4 separate regions of the Homo sapiens genome follow, and regions 1, 3 and 4 are each linked to region 2. Evidence: chromatin contacts called from ENCODE Hi-C or POLR2A ChIA-PET data. All regions are on one chromosome and are shown on one strand. Each heading gives the region's core, a stretch centred on a gene start or an enhancer-like site at or near the end of the contact. The rest is flanking DNA. Distances are from core to core; before and after follow the strand shown.

Region 1 (3,075 bases), core at 194-2,693, 270 kb before region 2:
TGCAGTGAGCCGATATTGCGCCACTGCACTCCAGCCTGGGCGACAGAGCGAGATTCCATCTCAAAAAAAAAAAAAAAAAAAAAAAGCACACATGCAGGGTCAGAGCCTGTTTACTCTCCACTCACTAGCTCCCCCAGAGCTCGGACACCCATCAGCTCTGTTTGTGAAGGAGACGAGGGGAGGAAGGACAAAGGGGGAGACGAATTTAGTAACTCTCTTCAGAGCTGAGAAAAGCAATCTGCTCTTTAGTTCCAGAGGACAGGAGGAGACCTCTGACCAGCAGCAGTCCAGAGTTCCTGCAGCAGGAGTGACTGACAACACACACAATGAATGAGGAGGGTGATAGGGTGAAAGAAAGTGGGAGGCTTATGGCGTCTTTCCCCGTGAGGCGTTAATCGGCGCACAAAGGCCTAACTCAAAACTCACAAGTTATGCTCATCTGTACAGAATCCTCCCCGTCCTGCGGGGCCGAGGAGCTCTCCTCGACCTCGAGGCACTGGGGGTGGGCACCAGAGCAGCCGAAAGGAGTAGGGTGGGAAGGGAGGGAAGGAGTAGGGCGGGAAGGGAGGGAAGAAACTAGGAGAGGAAGGAGGGAAGAGGAGGAAGCAAGGGAGGGGCAGTGCGCCCGCGTCTCCTTGGAAATGCCTCTCTGGCCTCGCCGCCGCGGAGGTAATTGTGATGCCACGGGTGGAACCCTCAGTCTCCTTGGTCCACCCTCAGGGTCGATGGAACCGCCCGCTCCCGCCCCGGCGTCCGGGTGGGCGCTGGTCCACGGGCTCCAGCCAAGGCCGGCGCTTCAAGGGCAGCGGCCTGCGCCCGGTGCCACCCAGTCCGATAGCCGAGCGTTCCAGCTCTGGCTGGAACCAGACTTCCCGCCCATCCCGCGGGCGACCCAGCAGGGCCTCAGGACCCCAGTCCTCAATCATTGGCCCGCGGCTCGACGCGAGCCCGCCCCCGGCCCTAGCTCCGCCCCGGCCCTAGCTCCGCCCCGGCCCAGCACTGGGCCCCGCCTCTCTCGTTGGTTTGCCCGTCTCCCTCGTCGGTTTGCCGGCTTCCCGCGTGCGCCGCTCGGGGTCTGCGAGCCGGGCCGCGCCCTCTGCCCAGCCCCTGCCCCGCCCCTCTTACCGCGGCATCTGCTCTCATCCCACGAGCGGGCCTTGGGCTCGGTCTTTTCCTTAGTCCATCTTTCAATTGTGAGCGTCGTCCTGACCCACATCGCTCTCCGCCCAGGTCTTCGTCTCTACAGGACTCTTGCGTGAAGTCCAACCCTGAGCCTCAGCCCGGCCGAGCCCTCGGCCCAGCCGTGAACTCCAGTCTCGGCTTCGCCCCCGCCTAGCCCCTAACCCCGCCTCATGCTGGCGCAGCCCCCGCCGGCCTCCCCAGCCCGGCTCCAGGCTGCGTAGTCTTCCCAGCTGGGTCTCAGCGTCAGCCGCGTTCTTCATCCGGGGCCTCCGGCGCCTCCCAGGCCCCTCTTTATCTCAGACCTTAACCTTACAGGCCCAGCTCTCACCACCCATCTCTGGTTCCAGCTTGCAGTCCAAACCCCAGATTTTCACCCTGCCTCCAGATCGTAGCCCCAATTCTTAGTGTTACAACGAGCCTTGCCCCCAGCCCCATTCTTAGCCCCGCCCCGGCCATTCTCTAAACCGCACACTCCCGTCCCGCTCCCCGCCCCACCGACCCTTGGGAACCCAGCCGCAGCCCCGCCTCTGCCCGCTGGCGAGAGAGCGAACCCCATCTCTACAAAAAATACAAAAATTAGCTAGTTTAGTGGTGCGCACTTGTAGTCCCAGCTACTCGGGAGGCTGAGATGGGAGGATCCCCTGAGCCCAGGGAGGTCCTGGCGTCGCCATTTCCCCTCCACCTTCCGGGCTTCGAGGTCCCTCCGCCTCTGGTGGAGCCCGGGCTTCCCCTTTCTCCGCCCACAGGCCTCTCCGAAGACCTAACTCCGGGCTGAGGACCTGATGTCGGCTCCCAGCCCCTGCGCCACCCCGCAGCGTTCCCGCCCCTGGCCCCCAGGGGACACCCTATTCTAGAGACAATACTGCCCAATAGAGAGTCGTAAGCTTATCCTGATAGACAATCTGGAGAACAGGGCAGGCTGCATTCATAGGAACCTCATCCCAGTGACACCCCTCACGCCCTCAGGTACAACATACACACTCTGCGCATGCATATATCACACACACACAGAATATACTCACCACACACAGACTAATACAACATGCACACGGAACACAGAACTCCCACACCCGGTGCAGCACAAACACCACACCTGGACTGTGGTGCTGGCTTCACACACATCTGTTAACAGGCAAGGCAAGGGTGAGGAGCCCAGTGCTGCGAGGGAACAGAAATGGAAAAAACAATCACAGGAGAGTGTGAAAAGAAGTTATGGCCATATCGACGACATTCCATGCACCACACCCCTCCATTTCTCTTGGCACCAGCTTCCAAAGCCAGGATGAAGAGGAGGAGAAAGGATGGGGTCCACACCTTGTTTTCTCCACCATCATCCAGGGGCTCTGCTGCTGCTACTATTGCTCTGCCTGATCCCCACCTTCACTTTCCTCCAGACCCAAGTCCGGAGTGGGTAGGGCTGCTGCCCAGACCCTCCTTCCCGTGGTAGCTCTAGAGAGTCTAGGAACTGCGAGGGAGGGGAAGCCAGGAGAAGGGAAGTGTGCAGAAAAACCAACCATCCTGGTGAGAATGGAACCAGGAATGGAACAGACAGAGCACTTGGCAACTGGGAGCCAGAATCTGCCTTCTAACTTGGACACCCCCTTAGCCTCCCAGGATGACACGAGGCCATAAGTCCTCCTTTGTTGACCCAGATGTCTGAGGTGCTTCCAGCTACTCTGGAACTCTGGGTTAGATGTCAACAGGGAGCCAGGGTCTTGGTCACCTTTCTTTCTTATAAAAGTTAATGGCATAAACAACCAAAAAAACAAACAAAAAAAAAAAAGAAAGAAAAGTTAATGGTTATAACTCCTGAGTTCAAGCAATTCTCCTGCCTCATCCTCCCAAGTAGCTGGAGTTACAGGCATGCACCACCACGCCCGGCTAATTTTTGTA
Region 2 (3,282 bases), core at 1-2,500:
GATTTGAGCTCAGGTCTATCTGGGTCCAATCTACATGCCTCCTGCAGGCTGGCCCTTGGTGCCAAAGGGCAGGGCAGGCTGGCACAGTGTCAGAGACAGGCTTTTAGGGGCCCCGCAGCCTCCCCCATCCCCATTTCCACATCTGCAAGCCAGCAGGTAGCTGACCTGGTGTCTGGACTGTGGTGATGGTGGTGGTGATGATGGTGGTGGTAGTGGTGGTCTCCTCATCATCTCCTGAAGCTGTGGAGGAGGTGATGGTCCCCTGGATCCCGATCCCTGCGCCCTGGGACACAACCTCTGCAACCCACGGCCTTCCCATGTCTCCAGGACCCTCTTGGGTTGGTGTCCAGGCTCTGCTGGGGGGTGTAGTGCTGGCTATCTCCCCTGGGCCTAGGGTGGGCACTGCCATGCTGGGCCCTGGAGGTAGGGGAGCTGTGATTCGAAGCATAGGGGACTCTGACTCCGGACTCCAGGGTCCCTCCTTGGACTGGGGCTGAGTGGGTACCGCAGCCATGGCTGGAGTGGGGCTGGTAAAGACAGGGCGGCTGTCCTGGTTGGCCAGGCGGGGAAGGGGACTTGGGGTGAAGGGTGCAGGTGGGTCAGGCTGGAAGGGCAGTGCTGGCCTCAGCTCCTCATCTCCCTTTTCCAGCCCCTCTTGTAGGAATTCCTCAAGCAGCGGGTGGTGGTTGAGCAGCTTCAAGGTGGGGGCTGTTGTGACAAAGTGGACGCCTCGTTCTGGCTGCTCAGGTGTGGGGGCTGCTGTCAGCTCGCCATCTGTCTCCTCGATGCCTGGGGCTTGTCCTTTCCCCACGGTTGGGGCCTCTAAAGAGAGTCCTGAAATAATAAGGGATGGTCAGAGGTTCTCCCCCTGCTCCAGAGAGCAGCATCACGCCCAACTCGAGTAGTGGGGGGGCCCGCTCTCTTTTGACAGACAGCCCTGAGGAGCGTGCTCACTGCTGAGAATCACGGAACTACAGAATTTGTGAACTGGAAGTGAGGTGCTATTACATACTTCAAGGGTGGCACATGAGATACTCTTTCTCCTCCAGCACCAGAGGCAGGCATTTCTAGCCCATCCGTGCACTATTTCCTACTGTTCTCAGGTTCAGCCTCAGAATCCTCCTCAACACAGCACTCCACGAGGTCACACCTGACACCTCAGACTGACATGACAAATATTTGCCATCCCTAATGAAGAGCAGAGGCCTTATTTTACTAGTGAGGAAATAGGCCAGAGAAAGGAAGTGACTTGCTCAAAGTCACGCGACCAGTTGAATTGAGATGAAAACCGTAAGTGTGTCTCCCACCACAGTGTCTTTCCTGTCTGAGATGATAGGGCATTCAAGTTCATTTCCTGTTCTCAGTGAACCTGCTGGTCATTAGCCTCAGGAAATGCGTCACATATTTGGGATTTTATTTTAGATTTCCTCATGGTTGCATGACTTCTTTTTTTGTTTGTTGGTTTTGAGACAGTGTCTCGCTGTGTGGCCCGGGCTGCAATGCAGTGGTGTGATCATGGCTCCACTGCAGCCTCAACCTCCCAGGTTCAAGCGATCCTCCCACCTCAGCCACAGTCCCCACACCCCCACTTCTAGTAGCTGGGACTACAGGTGCATGCCACCATGCCTGGCTAATTTTTAGAATTTTTGTAGAGATGGAGATCTCACTATGTTGTCTGGGCTGGTCTCAAACTCCTGGGCTCAAGCAATCCTCTCACCTCAGCCTCCTAGGGATTACAGCATGAGCCACCGCACCCGACCATGGGTGCATGACTTCTTTGTTAGGGGCCCAGTAGTTTCTCTCCGTTCTCAGGAAATCATTTCTTTTGTACTCATTTCTGTTTTTATGGTCCTTCTAGAGCAGTAATATGAGTAGAGTGGGAAGAGCCAAGTTCTGGAGCTAGGCAGACATAACTTCAAATCCCAGATCCACTACTCTAGGGCTGTGTGCCCTCAGGCAAATAACCCAAACTCTCTGAAGCTCAGTTTTCTCATCTGTAAAATTGGGTTTCCTTTTTAGGATTGACTGAGATAATATTACATCCCGTCTCTATTTGATATGTCCCCCTGAGTTCCCTTAATCTTTCTGGTGACACTAATCAGGTTCCATCTAGGGCAGGGTGAAAAACAGGTGTAGAATGGAAATCTAGCATGCTACCCACCCACTCCCTAATCCATGGCAGGCATTGCTAATCAATTTTGGTTATTTCTTGCTAAGGCCACCTGGTCCTTAGCAACTTCCCTCTCACAATGTTATTCAGGCAGCCACTACCAATCAATGAGATTGGCTCTGGGGGATGAAACTGATTTGCTATCTCTGGTCTGAGGTACAGATTGCTCTGCTATTGATTGTGTTGACTTATTCAACCACATAGCTGGAGAGATGATGCATATTCTGCTTGTGGCCCATTCGGCTCCCCAGATCCTTAACTGCCAAGAAAAGGTCAATGAATGCTGGCTCCAGATTCAGCTCATACAGAATTTTGCCAGCTCTGAGAAGCCTGGGAGGATATTTCTGATCCTTACAGCTCTCAAAATGGCTGCATGAGGACTTGAAGGGAAACACAGCCGGGGTGAGATCACAGAGTTTGCAAGGAGAAGGTCGCTTCCTCCGCACGTCTGGTGGTGGGGCTGTCATTCCAGAGGCTCACACCCACTCCATAGATTGGCAGGCATGAGGAAGCAGCAGATGGCCTACGTTCTGTTCAGGAGACCATAGCAGCTCTGATGTGTCAGACAAATGGGAGGAGGGAGGAAATTGGGTGGGGGAGGTGGGTACAGGTTGGAGGGCTCTCCATTCTTCTGGGTCAGAGGAGCTTGGGCACCCCACATCCCTGAGAAACCAGGACCAACTGCTATCTCCTGAGATGCCCACTAAAGCAGCCCATCTGTGTCTTGGCATTGTGTGCCAGCCACTGACAACACCATCCAATCTAGATGTCCAGCCAGGCCCACACCCCCCAGAGCAGATGGTCCACCAGTGCCTGTCTTTCATCTGAATAAGTTACGGAAGGTCCAGGCAGTGCCTGTGACATGCCAGAACAGGGCTCCTCTTTTTGCCCACCCCCCAGACATCACACAGGCTATGCCAGGTAAGCTGAGACTGATTCTAGCATGGCGCAAGGAAGGGGGGCTTTTCTAATCACATAGATTGGAGCCCCCTGGATCCGGGCATTGTTTATGCGGCCCCTTTCCAGAGTACCCAACAAGAGATGTGGCCCTTGGCTCTCAGAGTAGGTACCTGTGTGACTCTTCCTGGGAGAGGGAGTGCACAGAGATTCTC
Region 3 (3,226 bases), core at 624-3,123, 320 kb before region 2:
GCTGGAGACCAGCCCAGCCAACACGGCGAAACCCCGTCTCCACCAAAAATACGAAAACCAGTCAGGCATGGCGGCGTGTGCCTGCAATCCCAGGCACTCGGCAGGCCGTGGCAGGAGAATCACGGGAGCCCCAGGCAGGGAGGTTGCAGCGAGCCGAGATCACGGCAGTACAGTCCAGCCTCGGCAACAGAGGGAGACCGTGGAAAGAGAGAAGAGACAAGAGAGGGAGACGGAGAGGGCTACCTGTAGTTCTTAAACAATTGTTGAGGGTCAGGACAAAAGCATTTGTATTTTTAACAAGTTTCTCCAGTTATTCAAATTAATCCCAGATAGAGAATCACAGTTCATTCTGGGCAATTTCATCTACAACCCTGACATCTTCAACCACAGTCTGTACAAGATGTTATATTTAATGTTGTATCTCAGGCTCAGCACAGATCCCTTTTCTGAGCTCCGGACTGAACCTGGTTCCCAAATCTGGCTGTCCATCAGAACCACCTGAAGAGCTTTTTAAACCTACAGATTGCTACTGCCAAGCCTCTGTCCACCTCCACTCTAATTCAGTAGATCCAAAGTAGGAAACCAAAACAAAGTAAAAAATAAGCCTGACAACATGGTAGGTGTTCACTGAATGGGTGCTAGAATTATTAAGACATCGCAGTGATGATAACTCATGTCCTTGCCTAGTCTGACTGATCAGATGGGTTTTGGGAATCATGAACCAGACTAGCCCACCTGACAGAACTCTTTCCTCCCTCAGCAAACAGCATCATCAGTCATTCAAGACAAAAATCTACCAGCTATCTTAGATGCCTCTCACATCTCACTAGCTGACCTTCATTCTTTTTTTTTAACTTTATCTTTTTTTTTCAGGCAGATAAGACTTTCTTTTTTTAGTCTGTTTTTATTATATTGTAATTTTCTTGACTGATTATCACCACCGAATCTCCTGTATGTAGTACAATTCTAGCCATGTAGTAGGAACTCATTAAGACCTATGCTGAATGAATCCACAAATAATTTATTACTAAACATTTTAATTTCAAACGCTAAAAAAAAAAAAAAAAAAAAGCAGTTTTCTCTGCAATTCCTGTCACTGCTCCAAGTTTCTTACAAGAAGGAGGTTAAGGTTTGGGTAGAAGGGGGCCAAAGATGGAAACTGAGGAGCAAGTGTAAGATGCAGAAGAGCTGGAAGACAAAGGGTTGTAGTCAACGAGTGAGCTCTTGGAGTTTAAAGTTTCACAGACAGTACTTACTGTAACTTTAAAATTTCAGACACAGCACTTACTGTAATTTTCTTGTCTCTAAAGCAGGCTTTGAACCTGGATAGATTTGGATAGAACCCCGACTTTGTCATTTGCTAACTGCAAGGCTTTGAATAAACGATTTAATTTCTCTGCGTCTGTTTCCTCATCTGTGAAATGAGGATAACAATACTGTCCACCTTACAACAATGTTAATAATCGGAAAAAGGACATAGGTAACGTGCCTGGCCTGTAGCTCACCAAATATTAGGTGGTGTTGCGATTAAGATGCCTTAGAACAATTCAGTTCTCCGACTCTCTAGACCTGAGGAACCTTCCCAGGGAACCCCTAACTTTCCCAGACCACACTGTCAGATATTCTATAGGCCCCGCCCCTCCAGAGCCTCCGAGTCCTCCCTAGCCCACCCGAGCCCGGTCCCCAGCATTACCTGACCCATAGCGCACGTCGTGTGAGTGCAGTCGGACGTTGTGGCGCGTATTGAGTAGCTTCACCACGGAGCCGCAAGTAACGACACCCAGGCTGGACGCTCCCACAGCGCTCCACAAACCCCCCAACAACAGCAGAGGTACTACAGCCATCCTAACTGTATCGCGGAGCCCCAAATCTTCGAAGAAAACTCGGCCCCTCCCCGGAACCGGAAGCTAATGGCGAAACCACGGAGAGAAGGAAGTGAAGAAGCCCGAGTCTGATCTTTATGGTTTATTTGACTAGAGCGGCCTGAGAAACCGGCTGAGCCTGGTTACTTACGATACTCTCGCTCTGTTCCAGGGGCTCAGTGACAGCTGCCTTCCTGAGCCGCTTCGGTTACCTTTCGCACCCACGAGACGAAAGCTTCCGAGAGCGGGAGAGAGAACAAGAAATGGCCCGCCCACTCCCGGTGACAGGGAGCCGGAAATGACGTAGCACGTTGACGCAGCAGCGGCGGCGGTGGCGGCGGAGGGGCCGTGCGGTGGGTCCGTACTATCTTTTCCCAGTCTCGGTTCGACGACTCCATTTTCCTCGGTGGGGGCTTAGCGCACTGGAGGAGCGGCGGGCTTCAGACAGGTAAAGTTCCGACTGGAGAGCGTGTTTCTCGCAGGAGTCAGGTGGGGAACCGGGCTCCTAGGGCCTGGTCACGTAAGGGAAGAGGCAGTGGGGAGCCGTATGCGGGAAGAAGGGGGAGCCTGGCCTTCCCTGCTCTATGGGGGGAAGGGGGAGGAAAGCGCTGTAGTTGCTCAGAGTCCGAAAGCTTTTCCCAGCCCAGTGACACCCGGAACCCGTGAATCGGGTGGCACGTTGAATCAACAGGCTTCCTGGCATCCCGTCCTTCTCTCCGCAGGTTTTTAAAACTGGGCCACGCAAAAGGATTGGGGATGGAAGGGACCTGGGGCTTCTGAGCCAGGATCAGGTGATCGAGTTGTTTGTTCTGGGGATATGAATCCTGTGGAGCTTTCAGCAGCTCGGCCATCAGGCTAGAGGGCGATGCCAAATTCCAGCTCTTTACATATTGCTGAATAATACAAATAGAACTTTTTGTAGATGGTTGCATCCTTCATCCCTTTCTAAAGATCGAAGGTCTTGTAGAAGTCCTAAAGCCCGTCCATTCTCTATAGATTCATTTCCTCAAACGTTTGCCAGAGGCCTATCATGAACATCAAAATTAGTTATTAAGTCAAAACTCCATCTTCTAGTTTCTACCTTTCTCCTCAGGCACTCCTTTGAACCAGCTGGAGAAGTTAATTTTCCTGGGTTGTTGCAAGAACTGATACTTATTTCAGAGGGCTAAGATCTCTGAAAATACTTCCGTGGAAATTCACTGTAATATCAAAAGTAACAAGGGTGTATGAAGCTACATCATTAATGAGCATTAGGGAGTGTAAACAATATTGAATTTGATTAATTTCTTCGGAAAAATGTCTGGTTCCACTGTTTATCTGGAAGTTACCAGTTTGTAAGTCTTCAGTGTTTTGATTACAGAAAC
Region 4 (3,220 bases), core at 370-2,869, 260 kb after region 2:
ACATGGTGAAACCCTATCTCTACTAAAAATACAAAAAAATTAGCCGGGCATGGTGGCAGGTGTCTGTAATCCCAGCTACTCAGGAGACTGAGGCAGGAGAATCACCTGAACCTGGGGGGCAGAGGTTGCAGTGAGGCAAGATCGCACCACTGCACTCCAGCCTAAGCAACAGAGCGACACTCTGTCTCAAAAAGAAAAAAAAAATTGGTTTTGAAGGTGTGGGTGGCAGGAATTCTCGCCCCTGGCCTGGGTGAGCTAGAGGGGAGAAGCAAGGACATCTAGGTCCCTATCACCGCTTGCCTAGACAACTTCACAGGAAGGCCCCCGGGAATCTGAGATGGAGCAGGTGAACCCTTTACATCTAGATGGTGAGTCCAAAGGAGGTATTCAGAAGGTTGCCTTCTTCCCCTTCCTACTGCTGCCCAACGATGACCCGCAGGCTGAAAGAGCCCTTTCCTCCTGGAACTGATGTGGGACCTGGCCTGTTTGGGAGCAGAATGGTGAAAGGAATTAACATGGAAGACAAAGGGACAGGCAGCCAAGATCATTTGAGGAGGAAAAATTGCTTCATTTCTAGGCTCCTTCCCCTTTTGAAACAGATAAGTTACATCCATTATATGCTCAGTGTTTATATTCAGAACTGCAGTTCTAGCCAGGGGGGTCTCTTTCCTCTCCTGGAATTTTTTGGGCCATTTATGCATTACTCCTGAGGGAGGGCCAGTGCAGGGCAGTGACTTTGGTGTTGGTTAGAACTGGATTCGAGTCTTGGCTCTGCCATTATAAATACTGTGACCTTAGGCAAGTCACCTGATTGTTCTCTTAGTTTCTTAATCTGGAAAATGGAGGTGAAAATAGCACTGTTGTGGTGGCTGTGAAAAAGTATTTCTTTCTTTTGTTGTGGAAAAGTATTTAATTCAAACTTTTTAAGTAAAGCATTTAGCACATGTCTAATATATAGGAATTATTCAATAAATGGTTTAATTCTTTTTTAAAAAACCCAAAAGTTATAGCTCCAAAATTTTTAAAGAAAATTGCAAAATTAAAAGGAATATTTAATAAAATAGCTACAGAGAGACACATGTCTGCTAGTCAACTATAATTGAAGTCAACCCTTACATAGTTATATATAAATACAGCATAATAAAGATTCCCAAGAATACAATGAACCATTTTTTCTCATATTGAGTTCAGAATTACAATAATTCTTTCACATTTTTAAACAACAAGAAATGCACATCTGTATGGAAGTGAGGTGCATTTTGATGTGTTTGATATGACATGGGGTCTCCCAGGGTCTTAAGGTCTTAGGAAGATCCCAAGGTGGTGTGAGGAACCTGGAGAAGGACAAGAGACAAGTACTCATGGCAGAGACTTCTGTCCTCACCCCCTAGCTGCTCTGAGAGATTAAGAAAGCCAAGGCCTGCAGCAGCCAGCCATGCCCACAACAGAGGGGCCTCTCTGGATTTCTGTATCCCTGGTTTAAACAAAGGCCCCAGCAAGCTGAGCCACCAAAGCTCTGGGGATCATGAGGAACAAAGGCAGAGGGAGAGCAGAGTGCTGACAGGGCCAGAGGCCAGAGGCCGCAGGGCTATAAAGAGGAGGGCCACAGAGCAAGTGGTACCAGATGGAGACCCAGGCTGAGCAGCAGGAGCTGGGTGAGTAAGGCCCTCAGGGTGCCCTTGCCCTTCCTCTCCTTGCCCTGCAGAGACATGCCCAGGAGAGGGCCCAGTTCTCCTGCCTAGTGTGTAGAGCCTTCTAGGGTGGCTGGAGAAGAGTGGGGAACTCTGGCGGAAGACAGCCTTCTCTTGTCACCCCAAGAGGAGTCACTTATATAGCAATAACCACTGCCCTAGCAACTAAGGCTGGGGGATGGGCATGGGCCCCCAAGAAACGAGCAGGGAGAAGGTATGGGAGCAGGACCTGGGAAATGTTGCTTATTCAGAGATTCAGAATGGAAAAATATATTACAGAGTTGACATGCATCATTCCTGGGCCCAATACCAGCCAGGAGGAGGGCCATGAATATCTGTCCTAAGAAACCTAATACACACCTGCCTGTCTTCCTTCTTCCCTTCCTCCCCCACTTTTCCTTCCTCTTTCTTGCTCTGTCCTTCCTTTTTTAAAACTCGTCCTACCATCTTCACTGTCTACCTAACCTCTTTGAGCCTCAGTATCCTCATCTGTAAAATGGGGATAATGATAATTCTTAATTCATAGTCTGTATGTGAAGATTAAATGCATGAATGCATGTAAAGCATTTAAAACAGGGCCGGACATGTAGATAGCCATTTTTGAGTGTAAGTATTATAACTCTTTTCTTCTTCACTTTCCTTCAATAAGTCTTTTTCAATGTCCCCCTGATCCCTCATCTCCACATGTGCTCAGCACGATGCTATACCAATCCCCTAGAAGACCGAGGCCTTGCCATTGAGGTGCTCACCAGGACATCCAACCAGAACACAGATTGGTACTGTGATGAGTGCTATAAATCAAGAAAGCAAGCAAGTGGCTGTGGGCTGGAGAAGGCAGGAAAGCCTCTGAGAAGGCAAGGTCAAGGCTGGGTAGGATCTAGGAGATAGAAAAGCAGAAAGGAATGGCCAGGCGCCGTGGCTCATGCCTGTAATCGCAGCACTTTGGGAGGCCAAGGCGGGCAGATCACCTGAGGTCGGGAGTTCAAGACCAGCCTGACCAACAGGGAGAAACCCCGTCTCTACTAAAAATACAAAATTAGCCGGGCGTGGTGGCACATGCCTGTAATCCCAGCTACTAGGGAGGCTGAGACAGGAGAATCGCTTGAACCTGGGAGGCGGAGGTTGCGGTGAGCCGAGATTGCGCCATTGCACTCCAGCCTGGGCAACAAGAGTGAAACTCTATCTCAAAAAAAAAAAAAGAAAAAGAAAAGCAGAAAGAGGCCAGATAAGGATGAGACCGTGAAGGGTTACGAGGGAGTCTGGGGCTTGGGATCCTGGCATGGCTGGCTGTTTGGCCAGTCACATGAGGGGTCTGGCCTAGGTGGTTGCCAAAGAGTTTATATTGCAGACAGAGGTAATGCTGTCACCTGAAAGCAAGTGAGAGGACAGGGTCTCAGTGCTTTACCTGCATTATTGTTTCTGATCCTTGTTTTTTTTCTTTTTTTTTTTTTTGAGATGGAGTCTCACTCTGTTGCCCAAGCTGGAGTGCAGTGGCACGATCTCAGCTCACTGCAACCTCTGCCTCCCGG

The links. A loop is a pair of places that touch in the nucleus more often than their neighbours do. ChIA-PET counts read pairs that join two places held with the same protein, here RNA polymerase II (POLR2A). Pooled maps may share reads with other maps.
Region 1: a pooled map shows a loop between it and region 2 (3-fold over the local background). The contact joins the promoter of PROCA1 here to the enhancer-like site in region 2. A Hi-C loop is called at or near these places in 3 of 37 single-sample maps with no recorded cell type and 8 of 50 pooled maps. POLR2A ChIA-PET finds 5 or more read pairs at or near these places in 4 of 52 experiments (CD4-positive, alpha-beta T cell, Caco-2, WTC11 and 1 more).
Region 3: a pooled map shows a loop between it and region 2 (4-fold over the local background). The contact joins the promoter of SDF2 here to the enhancer-like site in region 2. A Hi-C loop is called at or near these places in 1 of 50 pooled maps. POLR2A ChIA-PET finds 5 or more read pairs at or near these places in 2 of 52 experiments (K562 and naive thymus-derived CD4-positive, alpha-beta T cell).
Region 4: a map of Caco-2 shows a loop between it and region 2 (4-fold over the local background). The contact joins the promoter of CRYBA1 here to the enhancer-like site in region 2. A Hi-C loop is called at or near these places in 2 of 168 maps with a recorded cell type or tissue (Caco-2 and body of pancreas).

What each region holds. Positions count from the first base shown.
Region 1 is chr17:28,710,445-28,713,519 of GRCh38, forward strand. It overlaps PROCA1 (protein interacting with cyclin A1), which reads right to left and starts at 1,444. Exons shown (of 5, transcript NM_001366301.1): 1 at 1,126-1,444. The coding sequence starts at 1,216. RefSeq lists enhancers at 109-884, 885-1,660, 2,219-2,298 and a silencer at 679-1,178.
Region 2 is chr17:28,981,206-28,984,487 of GRCh38, forward strand. SEZ6 (seizure related 6 homolog) reads right to left here. Exons shown (of 17, transcript NM_178860.5): 2 at 166-834. All of the region lies in intron 1 of LOC105371716 (a long non-coding RNA gene), which reads left to right. Among named protein-coding and RNA genes, the nearest start is that of SEZ6, 23 kb to the right of the region's middle. RefSeq lists an enhancer at 1,622-1,671. Within about 2 kb of position 1,251, at least 12 of the 41 ENCODE cell types and tissues checked have a DNase peak (open chromatin) inside an H3K27ac peak, as active enhancers do; they include CD4-positive, alpha-beta T cell, where a contact is called at or near this core.
Region 3 is chr17:28,660,033-28,663,258 of GRCh38, forward strand. It overlaps SDF2 (stromal cell derived factor 2), which reads right to left and starts at 1,874. Exons shown (of 3, transcript NM_006923.4): 1 at 1,694-1,874. The coding sequence starts at 1,844. SUPT6H (SPT6 homolog, histone chaperone and transcription elongation factor) reads left to right here and starts at 2,173. Exons shown (of 37, transcript NM_003170.5): 1 at 2,173-2,310. RefSeq lists enhancers at 1,561-2,760, 2,122-2,191, 2,289-2,963.
Region 4 is chr17:29,245,240-29,248,459 of GRCh38, forward strand. It overlaps CRYBA1 (crystallin beta A1), which reads left to right and starts at 1,620. Exons shown (of 6, transcript NM_005208.5): 1 at 1,620-1,655. The coding sequence starts at 1,625.